Regions from separate parts of the Homo sapiens genome. Here region 2 is linked to region 1. The links are chromatin contacts, found by Hi-C or POLR2A ChIA-PET in ENCODE. All regions are on one chromosome and are shown on one strand. Each heading gives the region's core, a stretch centred on a gene start or an enhancer-like site at or near the end of the contact. The rest is flanking DNA. Distances are from core to core; before and after follow the strand shown. Region 1 has its middle 44 kb from the start of RNU6-1. Region 2 has its middle 85 kb from the start of PIAS1.

Region 1 (5,626 bases), core at 2,162-4,661:
AGACAAGGTCTCACTCTGTCACCTAGGCTGGAGTGCAGTGGTGTGATCATGGCTCACTGCAGCCTTGACCTTCTGGGTTCAAGTGATCCTCCCATCTCAGCCCCCTGACTAGCTGGGACCACAGGTGCATGCCACTGCACGGGCCTAATTTTTAAAATGTTTTGTAGAGATCAGGACTCACCATGTTGCTCAGGCTGATCTTGAACTCCTGGCCTCAAGTAATCCTTCTGCCTCAGCCTCCCAAAGTGCTGGGATTACAGGCATGAGCCACCATACCAGGCCTCTGCAGTTATTTTTGTTGAGAATTATATAGGGCCCGTTCAATTGTATTTTTCTCAAATTCAAGCCAATCAGAATGGCACCTTTCACCTCAATTTTAACAGATACCAGGAACCAAGATCACCACACACACGCAATATAATGATGAAATTTCATGTTCAAATCACATAACTAAATGCTGATTTGTGAACATTTTTAGATTTTCCTAGGTGATAAAAATGATACAGTCATTAGTTTTTTTCAAGGACAGTCTCCCACTTCTCCTGAGTTGGATGTGCCACCAGCCCACCTTAGAGCCAGCCCTGGGGAAATGCAGAGGGAGACAGAGGGCAAATTCGGTGTTTGTTATAATCATGTGTGATGCTATGTAAGAGCTATCTTTAGCTGTGTACCTCCCTTATTCTTGAGGGGTAGAGTAAGGTGGGGTGACCACCAAAGGAAGCCAGCAGGCTTCGTTCGCCTCCAGGGAATGAGATTCCTTGTCTCCCTCTCTTTCTTACTTTGGCCACTGAAATTTCTCCAAAACTCTTCTTAGGAATAAAGAAAAAATCAAGGGTGCAGATTATGGCAAGAACATAGTTAAGGTATGCAGTTTTGTTTCATTTAATGAGAAAATATAGTGGTTGTGTTAAGAAATTAAATGGCTCACACATTGATCCTCATTGATATATATTGAATGTTGTTTATCAAAAACATTGTGAATTTATTTGGTTTAAAACAAATATCAAACTTCAAATCAAACTTAAGTAGTAAGTCTAATATTAATGGAGATGAACTAGGATTCGAACTGAGCAAGGAGGGGGAAGGGATGGAGGAAGGAGGACTTTTTCTGTTTAAAATCTAAGGAGCCCTGGAACTTACAGAAATTCAGCCCTGTTTTTGGTACTAGGGAGATACAAAGATCAGATCTCTTCTGCCCCTGCTTGTAAGGCAGGAAATTTTCTGTCTACTTAAGTAGATGAGACACAAATCTGCAAAGTCATATAGCAGAACAGGAAGCTACTGTCAAGAGATGTTACAAAGGGGCGGGGGAGAGTAGGGAGTTGAGGTGGCGGGTAAGGATATGCCAAGTGTCAAGTAGATAGTGCAGGAAAGAAATGCACATTTCTCCAAGGGGGTGGTATCCACAATGGGTTGGAATGGCCAGGGAAGCTATTCTCTCCCCTTCCCTTCCTTCCTTCCAGTTCTAGGCATTGGGGGATACAGTGGTGAAGAAAACAGAAAGAAATCCTGCCCTTCTGGAATTTACATTCTAATGGGGGCAAGACAGACAACAAATGAAATAAATACAAATAACAGTGTGTAAGACAGTGATACGTGCTATGGAAAAAATAAAACAGGGAAAAGGAATCAGGACTATTGGGAGAGTGTAATTTAAATATTATGGTCAGGGAAGGCCCCACAGAAAAGGCGACGTGAGTAAAAACTGAAGGAGATGAGGGAGGGAACCATGTCAGTATTCAGAGGAAGAACATTCGGAACAGAGGGAGCAAATATGCAAAGCACTTATTCGGCACCTACTGCATGCCCACATGACAGCAATAGCAATATGTGGCTATTTGCCAAACTGTCTTCATTCGTGAAACATTTAAGCTTACTACAGAAGATAAGAGTTTTTTTCTTTCCCATGAGGTTGAGAATATATGGAGGATGGGTTGCCCAGAAGCAGTGGCAACATTTGCATTAAAAGAAGGCAGCCTTTTAACCCGAGGAGGAGGCTGAGAATCCAATGACTTTTCTGTCATACGATTGAGGGGACAGGAGCCTAGTGATAATGGGACACGGAGCTTCGGCTGCAGAGCTCTCTTTTGTCCACAATTTAGGGCAACTGTCTTGCACTCTGCCTCCATCCTCTGGGTAGACTCAGTGGAGGAAACGTTTCCACAGGCACCAGGCAACCGGGCTCCTGGAAGCAGCAGACCCGGGAGAGGAGAGCAACTCCCCAGCTTGGTGTTAGATATCATCTGAGACTCCTTACACCCTCGCAGCTTAGAAGCTCCTCAGATTACCAGGCAAGGCAAAGTTGATTTTGACAATGTCTGGGGAAGGAAGGGCTGCTCTTCCTGGCTGGCTGGCATAATCAGACTCTGGAGGAGTCGGCCTGCCTATCAAAGGAGGTGAGAGCTAAGTTGTTGCTGCCTTTCCGCTTCAGGATGAATGGATTCCACCCCATTGAACTGGAGTGACCTGGCGCCTGGATTCTTTCATCTCTAAAATGGGAAAAATAATTGTTGCACATATATGGTGTTGAAATTATGGCCCTCAATTGGTGATAATTATCATTACTTAGTATTAATAATTATTATTTGTGAAACTTCTCCCAGAATTGCTGCATGGATTGCAATGTCCAAATAAGCTTATAATGGGGCTTCCAGACACTAGCAGTGAGGCAGTTTCTGTAGAGGTTGAGTGGCGGCTCTTCACCGACTAACTGGGTTTGCGTCCCCCGCCTTTTTGTTTTCCTTTTTTAAAATATATTTTTTAAATATCATGGAGTGTCACTATGTTGCCCAGGTTAGTGTCGAACTCCTGAGCTCAAGGGATCCTCCCACTTTGGCTTCCCAAAGTGCTGGGTTTGCATCCTGGATGGCCTCTTAGGAGCTGTGTGCCCTTGGGCAAGTTGTTTAACCTTCCTGAGCTCCTGCGTCCCTATCTTTAAAGTGAAAATAATAATAGCACGTTTTACTACTTGGAAGGAGGCTGGACCAGGTTTTCTACAGCCAGACCATCTACGCTTTCCAAAGGGCCTGGGCAGCAAGTGAGTATTAGTCTACTAAGAGTGTAATTATGTTATATTAACAGCACCTACCTCCAAAGGTTGCTGCGAGCAGAGAGCACCTCACAGTGCTTTACAGCAGTGCCCGGCTATAACCATCACAGCATTATTATTAATGTGATTAGCCTCATTTTGCAGATGAGGAAATATAGGCCCAGAGAGGTTAAGATACCCCACGCAGGGACCTGCAGCTAGTCGGTGGCAGGGATGGCGCTGGAATCCAGGGGTTCCCTCCAGAACCCCACAGCGGCCCATGCTGAAAACCAGACAACGCCCGCCCCCGCCAGAAGGCACCCTGGGAACGGAAAGCTGGCAGCCTTCCAAGTCCCAGGACGCGCTGGGGCCCAGCCCCCGCTCCGCCCTCCCCCATCCCTGGAACAAAGTACACTTCTGCCGCAGGAACATTCCAGCAAACTGAAGGCATCGCGGGCGCGGCCGCCGCCCCCGCCTCCCCACAGCTGCACGGAGCGTCCACGGCCCCAGGCCGAGCCCCACTGTGCCCCGCTTCCGACCCCGCCCGCCCTGCCGGCTCCCCGTCGCCCGCCGCGTGTGCAGACGCAATCGCACCGGAGGAATTCTCTGGTCTCTTTGCTAACCTCGGGACCCGCAGTTGCAAAGGCTGAGGGACGGGGTGGGCGGAGCAGACGCTGAGGACTGCGGTGCCCTTAGGGGCACGGAGTCGCTTGGCAGCAACCGCTCCTGGGCCCGCTGGTCCCCGGTCCTGGGCAGCCCCCACTGCCCCACTTTACTCCTTTACAGGATAAAGGCATGCTGTTGTTAATAACAAGTAGAACTAGGAGAAAGATCTCTATTAATCCCACCAGGCTGAGACAACTGCTATTAATTCTGGTTATGTCCTTCCTGACTTTTTGTGTACACAAAAAACACAGATGTACATTAACACGAAATATCCTGCGATGATACTGTTTGTTTCTAAATTAACGAACTTTAGTTGTTAGAGCAGTTTTCAGTTAACAGAAATTTGGGAAGCTAGTGCAGCGTTCCCATATAACCTCCCACCGCTCCCTCAGTTTCCCCTGTTATTAATATCTTGCATTTGTCACAATTGATAAACCAGTATTGATATATTAGTATTCACTACATTTCATGGCTTATATTAAGGCTCACTCTTTGTGGCGTGAAGTTCTTTGCGTTTTGACAAATGCATAATGTCGCATATCCACCATTACAGTATCATACAGAACAATTGGCCCAAAAAATCCCCTGTGATCCCCTTGTTCACCTCTCACCCTCTAATCCCATGCAGTCACTGATCTTTTTACTGTTTCTATGGTTTGGCCTTTTCCAGAATGTCATATAGTCGGAATCGTATAGTCTGTTGCCTTTTCAGGCTGGCTTCCTTCACAAAACAATATGCCTCTTAAGATTCCTTCATGTCTTTTTGTGGCTTGATGGCTCATTTCTTATTTATAGCTGAATAATATTCCATAGTACTGACGTACCACAATTTGTTTATCCATTCACCTTTTCAATTGCCTCCAGTTTTTGGCAATTATGCAAAAGATGCTATAAACATTTGTGTGCAGGTTTATTTTACTGCTTTCTGGCTTGCTTTTAAAAATTATTTCAGTCCAGGTGAGGTATGGAGTAAAGAAACAAACAAACAAGTCATGAATGTCATTCAATATAAATGTAGATCTATATCATCATTTTAATGGCTACATAAGATACTATCAGAGTTTATTTAACCAGCCCCAGTTGTACAACATAGATTGCTGTCTTCTTTGATTCTGACCTCATAAACCTGTAACAACTTGGTCTACACTTGATAGTATCTTGTAGTTGTTAAGGCTTAGTTGCTTGTGTCCTGTGTTCAAATCCCAGCCACTCCACTTAATTACTTGGTGTCCCTGGATAAAGTATTTAATTCCTTATGAGTCAGTTTCCTCTTTGTGAAGTGGGAATAATAATGGCACTTATTGTGAGGATTACATGAGCTGATACATGTAAGATGTTTAGAACAGTTTAGAACCTAGAGCAATACAAACTCATAATAAAATTTAGCTCTTTTTATTATTTATTTATTTTTTTAGAGACAGGATCTCACTCTTTTGCCCAGGCTGGAGTGCAGTGGGGCAATCATGGTTCCCTGCAACCTCAACCTCAAGCAATCGTCCTGCCTCAGCATCCTGCATACAGGTGCACACCACCACGCCTGGGGGTTTCGCCGTGTTCCCCAGGCTGGTCTTTAACTCCTGAGCTTAACAAAATGATCCACCCACCTCAGCCTCCCAAAGTGCTGGGATTATAGGCATGAGCCCCTGTGCCCAGCTAAATTTTTATTTTTATTTATTTATTTATTTATTTGAGACGGAGTTTTGCTCTTGTCGCTCAAGCTGGAGTGCAGTGGCGCGATCTTGGCTCACTGCAACCTCTGCCTCCTAGGTTCAAATGATTCTCCTGCCTCAGCCTCCTGAGTAGCTGGGACTACAGGGGCGTGCCATCACGCCTGGCTAATTTTTGTATTTTTCGTAGAGGTGGGGTTTAGCCAAGATGTTAGCCAAGATGTTCTGGATCTCCTGACCTTGTGATCCACCCGCCTCAGCCTCC
Region 2 (5,626 bases), core at 928-3,427, 84 kb after region 1:
TGGCCAGGCTGGTCTTGAACTGCTGACCTCAAGTGATCTGCCCACCTCAGCCTCCCAAAGTGCTGGGATTACAGATCTGAGCCACCATGCCCAGCCTCTAATTTTTTCTTTTGTTGCTTGTGTTTTTTGTGTCATTTCTTAAGCCAATGCCAACTCTGAGGTCATGGACATTTACCTTTATATGTTCATGTAAGAGTTTTATGGTTTTAGCTCTTACATTTAGGTCTTTTGTCCATTTTGCATTAGTTTTTGTATATGGTGCAATGTAGGGTTCCAACTTCATTCTTTTGCGTGTAGATACCCAGTTTTCCCATCATAATTTGTTGAAGAGGCTCTTCTTTCCCTTTGAATGGTCATAGTAGTCTTTGAAAATCAGTTGACCATGGATGTATGAATTTATTTCTAGACTCTTAATTCTATTTCATTTATCTGTATGTCTGTCCTTATGCCAGTACATGTACCTGATGATTACTGTAGCTTTGTACGAAGTTTTGAAATCAGGAAGACTAAGTCCTCCAACTTAGTTCTTTTTCATGATTGTTTTGGCTATTCATGGTCCCTTACAATTCCGTATGAATTTTAGGATCATGTTGTCTATTTCTGCAAAAAGGCCTTTGGGATTTTGATAGAGATTGCATTGAATCTGTAGATTGCTTTGTGTAGTATTGCCATTTTAATATTAAGTCTTCAAATCCACAAACTCAGGATGTTTTTCCATTTATTTAGATCTTCTTTATTTTAACAATGTTTTCATTGTATTAGTCTCACATCTTCTTGATTAAATATATTGTTAAGTATTCTATTTTTTAAAATTGTTTAAAGTTTTTTTTGAGACAGGGTCTCATTTGCTTGAGACAGGGTCTCATTCTGTCACCCAGGCTAGAGTGCAATGGCACCATCTGGGATCACTGCAACCTCCACCTCCCAGGTTCAGGTGACCCTCCCACCTCAGCCTCCCGAGTAGCTGGGACCACTGGCATGCCCCAGCACGCCTGGCTAATTTTTGTATTTTTTTATAGAGACAGAGTTTCACCATGTTGGCCAGGTTGGTCTCAAATTCCTGGGTTCAAGCCATCCGCCTGCCTCAGCGTCCCAAAGTGCTGGGATTACAAGCATGTGCCAAGGTGCCTGGCATATTCTATTTTCCACCCCCCTACAAAGTAATAGACCTTATTTTGGGAGGGCAGTTTTAGGTTTACAGAAAAATTAAGCAGAAAGTTCCAGTATACATCTTTTAAAAAAATTTTTTTTTTGGTGATATTATACAACGAAATTGTTTTCTTAATTTTCTTTTTTGGATTGTTCATTGCCTTACATGTACAGAAATACAGCTGATTTTTGTGTGTTGATCTTGTACTCTGCAACTTTGCTGAATCCTTCTATTAGTTCTAATTGCTGTTAATATTTGACGCTTGCCCTAGTCCATATACCATCTCCCTGCCATTTAATTGTTGAAGAAACTAAGTGGCTAGGACTTGCCCAGGGTCCTGCTGCCTTTTATGGCTGAGCTTGGGACAGGCTTAGCACTTTTTCCCTTCAGAGCTCCAACTCACTCCTTAAATTGAACCCCAATTTTTCAGTGTAATTTGCAGGTACAAATTTCAGCCAGTTGCCTCTACAAAGCCCCTGTCCATTCCTTCCAAATCCCTGATCTCTTCCTATTCATTTGCCCCCATATGCCCATTATCATGAGCCCAGCGTGGACTCCCACGCGGACCCAGGCCCCCAGCCCTGGCCACAGGGTCACAGAGATAACTCCGTGGGAAATTATACCCCAGGGCCCTTTGCTCCTGACTCCCCACGTGGAGCAGAGAACCACTCAGATGCGTGCTTCCAGCCCCCACCTCGGACGACCCGCTGTCCCCCTCTCACGGCTGTTTGCCCGGGCGTTCTAGGATGCTCTGGTATTAGAGCACCCTGCCTGTTCCTGGCCCCCTGAGCACCAACAAGCCCGTCTCAGGCCTCCAAAGCTCTGCATACGTTGCCCTGGCAAGGTCAGACCCTTTGGCTGCAACACGTCCGTCAAGAAGCCAGGCAAATCTAGCATGCAAACTAGGATCATTTTCGGGCGTTGGGGCCCCCCCGCTTGAAATCTGGTTTCCATGTTCACAAAACGCAGCCCGACTGGTGGAACTCGCGACTCCAGACGCAGAGAAGCTGTGGGCAGAGGCGGAGGCAGAGGGTGGGAATGCAGCCTGGCGTTGGAGTGGGGAGAAAGGGGAGGGAGGAACCGCGCGCCCAGGCCCCGCCCGGTTGCCTAGGTGACGGGGAGCGAGAGGAAGAAGTGGGGGCTGAGCTGATCCGAGCATTTCAGATCTTAATACTGAACAGCTCAGCCCCCAAGAGGGAGTAGGATGGAAGCCCCAAGCCAAGGGAGTCATCTTCATTATTTTACCCTGGTACCTAGTGTTCTGCTGCTCATGGAGAAACAGAATGTCAGTCCTGGAAAAGAGCTTGCGAAGTCTCCTTGCCCAGTGGTTTTCAAGCAGGTTTGTAGCTAAAGATTCTCGTTTCAAAGAAAACCTTACCAAGAACCTCAGTTTGCGAAACAGACCTATAGGGAGCTAAGTCACCCCACTTCACCTTCCCAGATTGTGGAAAAACTCTGGTCTGGGCCCAAACCCTCCTTGTAGAGATGGGAAAACTGAGGTCCCCAGACAGGCACTGCATTGCCCAGGGACACCCAGGACATAAATTCGCTGCAGAACCAGGATTGGAAACGATCTCCCAGTGATCACCATAGAGCAAGCATGAAGAAGCGGATCCTTTGAAGTAGCTGGGAAGAGAAAAGGCACACAGGATGTTTTAGGAACCTGGAATTTCCAGACCTGCTGAGACAACACAATCCCCTTATTTTACAGACGAGGAAACTGAGGCCCAGAAAGGAGGCAGTGGCAAGTTAGTAGAGTGGTCCTAAGTGGAGTAATATTCCCTTAGAAAGAAGATGCATTTGAGCATTTGGCTTTTTGGCTAGCTCAAGCAATAAATCTTTGCTGAAATTCTGAGGTGCCAGATGGCGCAGGGGAGGAGCACTGGCCTGGGAGTTTCATCCCCCTCTGTTACTGACGAACCCCATGACCTTGGGAGATTTATTTTAAAGAGTCAAAGGGATCATCCCCAGGTTTGTAAGAGGTCCAGAAGAGTAATAGGATTAAATGGTGCTTCAGAGTGTTTTATATTGTTTCTAAATGTCAGGGCCTCTTTGGGGGAAGGGAAGTAAGCACACTGCTCTTTAAAGACTGAATTTGACAGTGGGTTTTTTAAACGCTCTTTATTTTTCTTTTTCATTTTTCATGGCTAATTATAAAGTAACACATGGCCATTTCAGAAAATGTGTAAAGTACAGAAAATGAAAGGAAAAAAAAGCAGAAAGGAAAATCACCCATAAACACATCACCCAGAGGCAACCATTGTTATACATTGTTGTACATTTCCTTTCAGTCTTTTTTCTCTAATTTTTTTCTTGTGCAGCGTAAATTGTATTTTTAATTATGTTGTAATTTTTAATAATTTCATTTAATTGTTTAATAATTAATATTAAACTTAGAATATTAAAGCTAAAGATCTGTCTGATCACCACCCACAGCCCTGGGTTCTTTGATGTATTAATTTTGCAGACCATTTAATTTTTTTCCCACTTATTTACACTCATTTTTCATTTATTTATACCTATTTCATTTATGTAGACCCACAGGAAATGTACAGTGTAATAATAAATGTATATATATATATTATATTGTATATGTGTTTTACACAATGGTATAATGTTTTCTCTGCAATTTGCTTTTTTCTTTTTTGCTCATTTGACACCTATATTATTCGATCTTATGTATAAGCCACTTTGTATCTACCCATTTTGTTCTTGATGAGCATATACATTGGTTCCAATTTTTTGCTACTGTGATAAATTCTACAATGAATAACCTTTGCATGTTCTTCTGCACAGGGGCTAGTGTTTCTCTGGTGGTAGATGCACGGAAGTAGAATTGCTGAATATGCATTTATTTACTTTTAATCCACACTGCCAAATTGCCCTCTAAAGCTACTGCGTATAATGAGCATCCTTGTTAGCTTATAACACTGCTTTGCTTGATTATAAGACTTCACTTTTTTAAAAAAACTTAAATTTTTTAGAATCTACTGAGTGAAAATAATTTATTTTTGTATGATTTTCCTGATTATTAGTATGATTAAGCATATTGTTTACTGGCTATTTAAAAAATTAGTTTATAGAGTTGCTTTATATATTTAGGCCACTATCTTTTTTTCTGTATCTATCACAAGCATTTTCCTCAGTCTGCTGATTATTTTTTAATCTTGTTTGCAATGTCTTTTGACATGCAGAATTTTAAATACTTAATATGGCAAAATTTATGTATTTTCCTTTATAGATTTTTGTTTTTTGTTCAAAAAGATTTGATCTACGTTTTTCACTAATAATTTTAAGTATCTATTTACTTATCTTTTTTTTAAACATTAAAACATTGACTCCATCTGGATTTATTTTGGTGTATGTATGTGATAGGAATCTAATTTTGTTGCTTTGCATATGGGTCGTTAATTGCTTTAATACCAATTATTGAATAGTCTTTTTTCCACTGATTTTGAATACCACCTCTATCATATACCAAATCCCCATATAAACGCAGATCTATTTCCTGACCCTTTACTCTTTTCCATTTATCCATTTATCTCCTTTTCTATTTTTATGCAAATACTACACTGTTTTGACTATTGATTTATAATGTATCTTAACAGCTGATGGGCAATTTACCCACTTTTTCTGTTTCATTGCCTTGGTTCTTCCTGTACATGTATTCTTCCATACGAATTCATTTATGAAGGTCTGTGAAAAGTCTTTTGAGTAATTTGATTGTTATTGCATCAAATTCATACCTAGATTTTGAGAAATGTATCTCGAATATAGCGTCTTTCTATCCAAGAATCTGACATGTTGATTTATTGGGTCTTTTAAAATGTGTTTTAGTCAAGTTTAAAATCACCTTCATAAAGATCTTTTACTAAAATTTTTCCTAAAGACTTTATAGTCTTTGTTACTATTGTTTTTTTCCAATTACATTTTCTCATAGCTTATACTTGTAAGTAGAAAGGCAATTAATTTTGGTACATTGGTACTATTAATTCTGACAGTTTGTTCATTGGTTCTTTTAGGTCTTCTAGAGAAGGCAACCAAATCTCATCTGTATATAATTAATGCTTTGCTTTGTCTTCTTCTCTTCTAATATTTATATGTCTATTTTGGAGGTAATCTTATTGCATGAAGTTGGGTATGATGAAGAAGGGGAATAGTGGGTATTCTAATCTTGCTCTTGACATTAATGAGAATACATCTAATGATGTACCTTGTTAGTAGGCTCAGTGCTGTAACAGAAAACTCCAATACCTCAATGGCCAAACACAACATACTGGATTAAGGTGGGCCCTAAATCCAATATGACTGGTGTTCTTATAAGAAAAGAGAAATTTGGACCCTGAGACAGACACACAGGGAGAATGCCATGTGATGACTGAAGCAGAGATTGGAGTGATGTGTCTATAAGCCAAGGATTGCTGGCAATCATCAGAAGACAGTAAGAGGCTAGGAAGCCACCTCCTTCAGTGAGAA

What was found. Hi-C counts contacts between places; a loop is a spot of excess contacts on that map. ChIA-PET counts read pairs that join two places held with the same protein, here RNA polymerase II (POLR2A). Pooled maps may share reads with other maps.
Region 2: a loop to region 1 is called in a pooled map, with 5 times the contacts of the local background. The contact joins two enhancer-like sites. A Hi-C loop is called at or near these places in 6 of 168 maps with a recorded cell type or tissue (Caco-2, HepG2, IMR-90 and 3 more) and 7 of 50 pooled maps. POLR2A ChIA-PET finds 5 or more read pairs at or near these places in 9 of 52 experiments (B cell, Caco-2, GM12878 and 6 more).

Annotation. Positions count from the first base shown.
Region 1 is chr15:67,881,305-67,886,930 of GRCh38, forward strand. No RefSeq gene overlaps it. Among named protein-coding and RNA genes, the nearest start is that of RNU6-1, 44 kb to the left of the region's middle. RefSeq lists a cis regulatory region at 1,017-1,517. Within about 2 kb of position 3,412, at least 26 of the 41 ENCODE cell types and tissues checked have a DNase peak (open chromatin) inside an H3K27ac peak, as active enhancers do; they include ascending aorta, where a contact is called at or near this core.
Region 2 is chr15:67,966,099-67,971,724 of GRCh38, forward strand. No RefSeq gene overlaps it. Among named protein-coding and RNA genes, the nearest start is that of PIAS1, 85 kb to the right of the region's middle. RefSeq lists an enhancer at 2,395-3,311. Within about 2 kb of position 2,178, at least 9 of the 41 ENCODE cell types and tissues checked have a DNase peak (open chromatin) inside an H3K27ac peak, as active enhancers do; they include ascending aorta, where a contact is called at or near this core.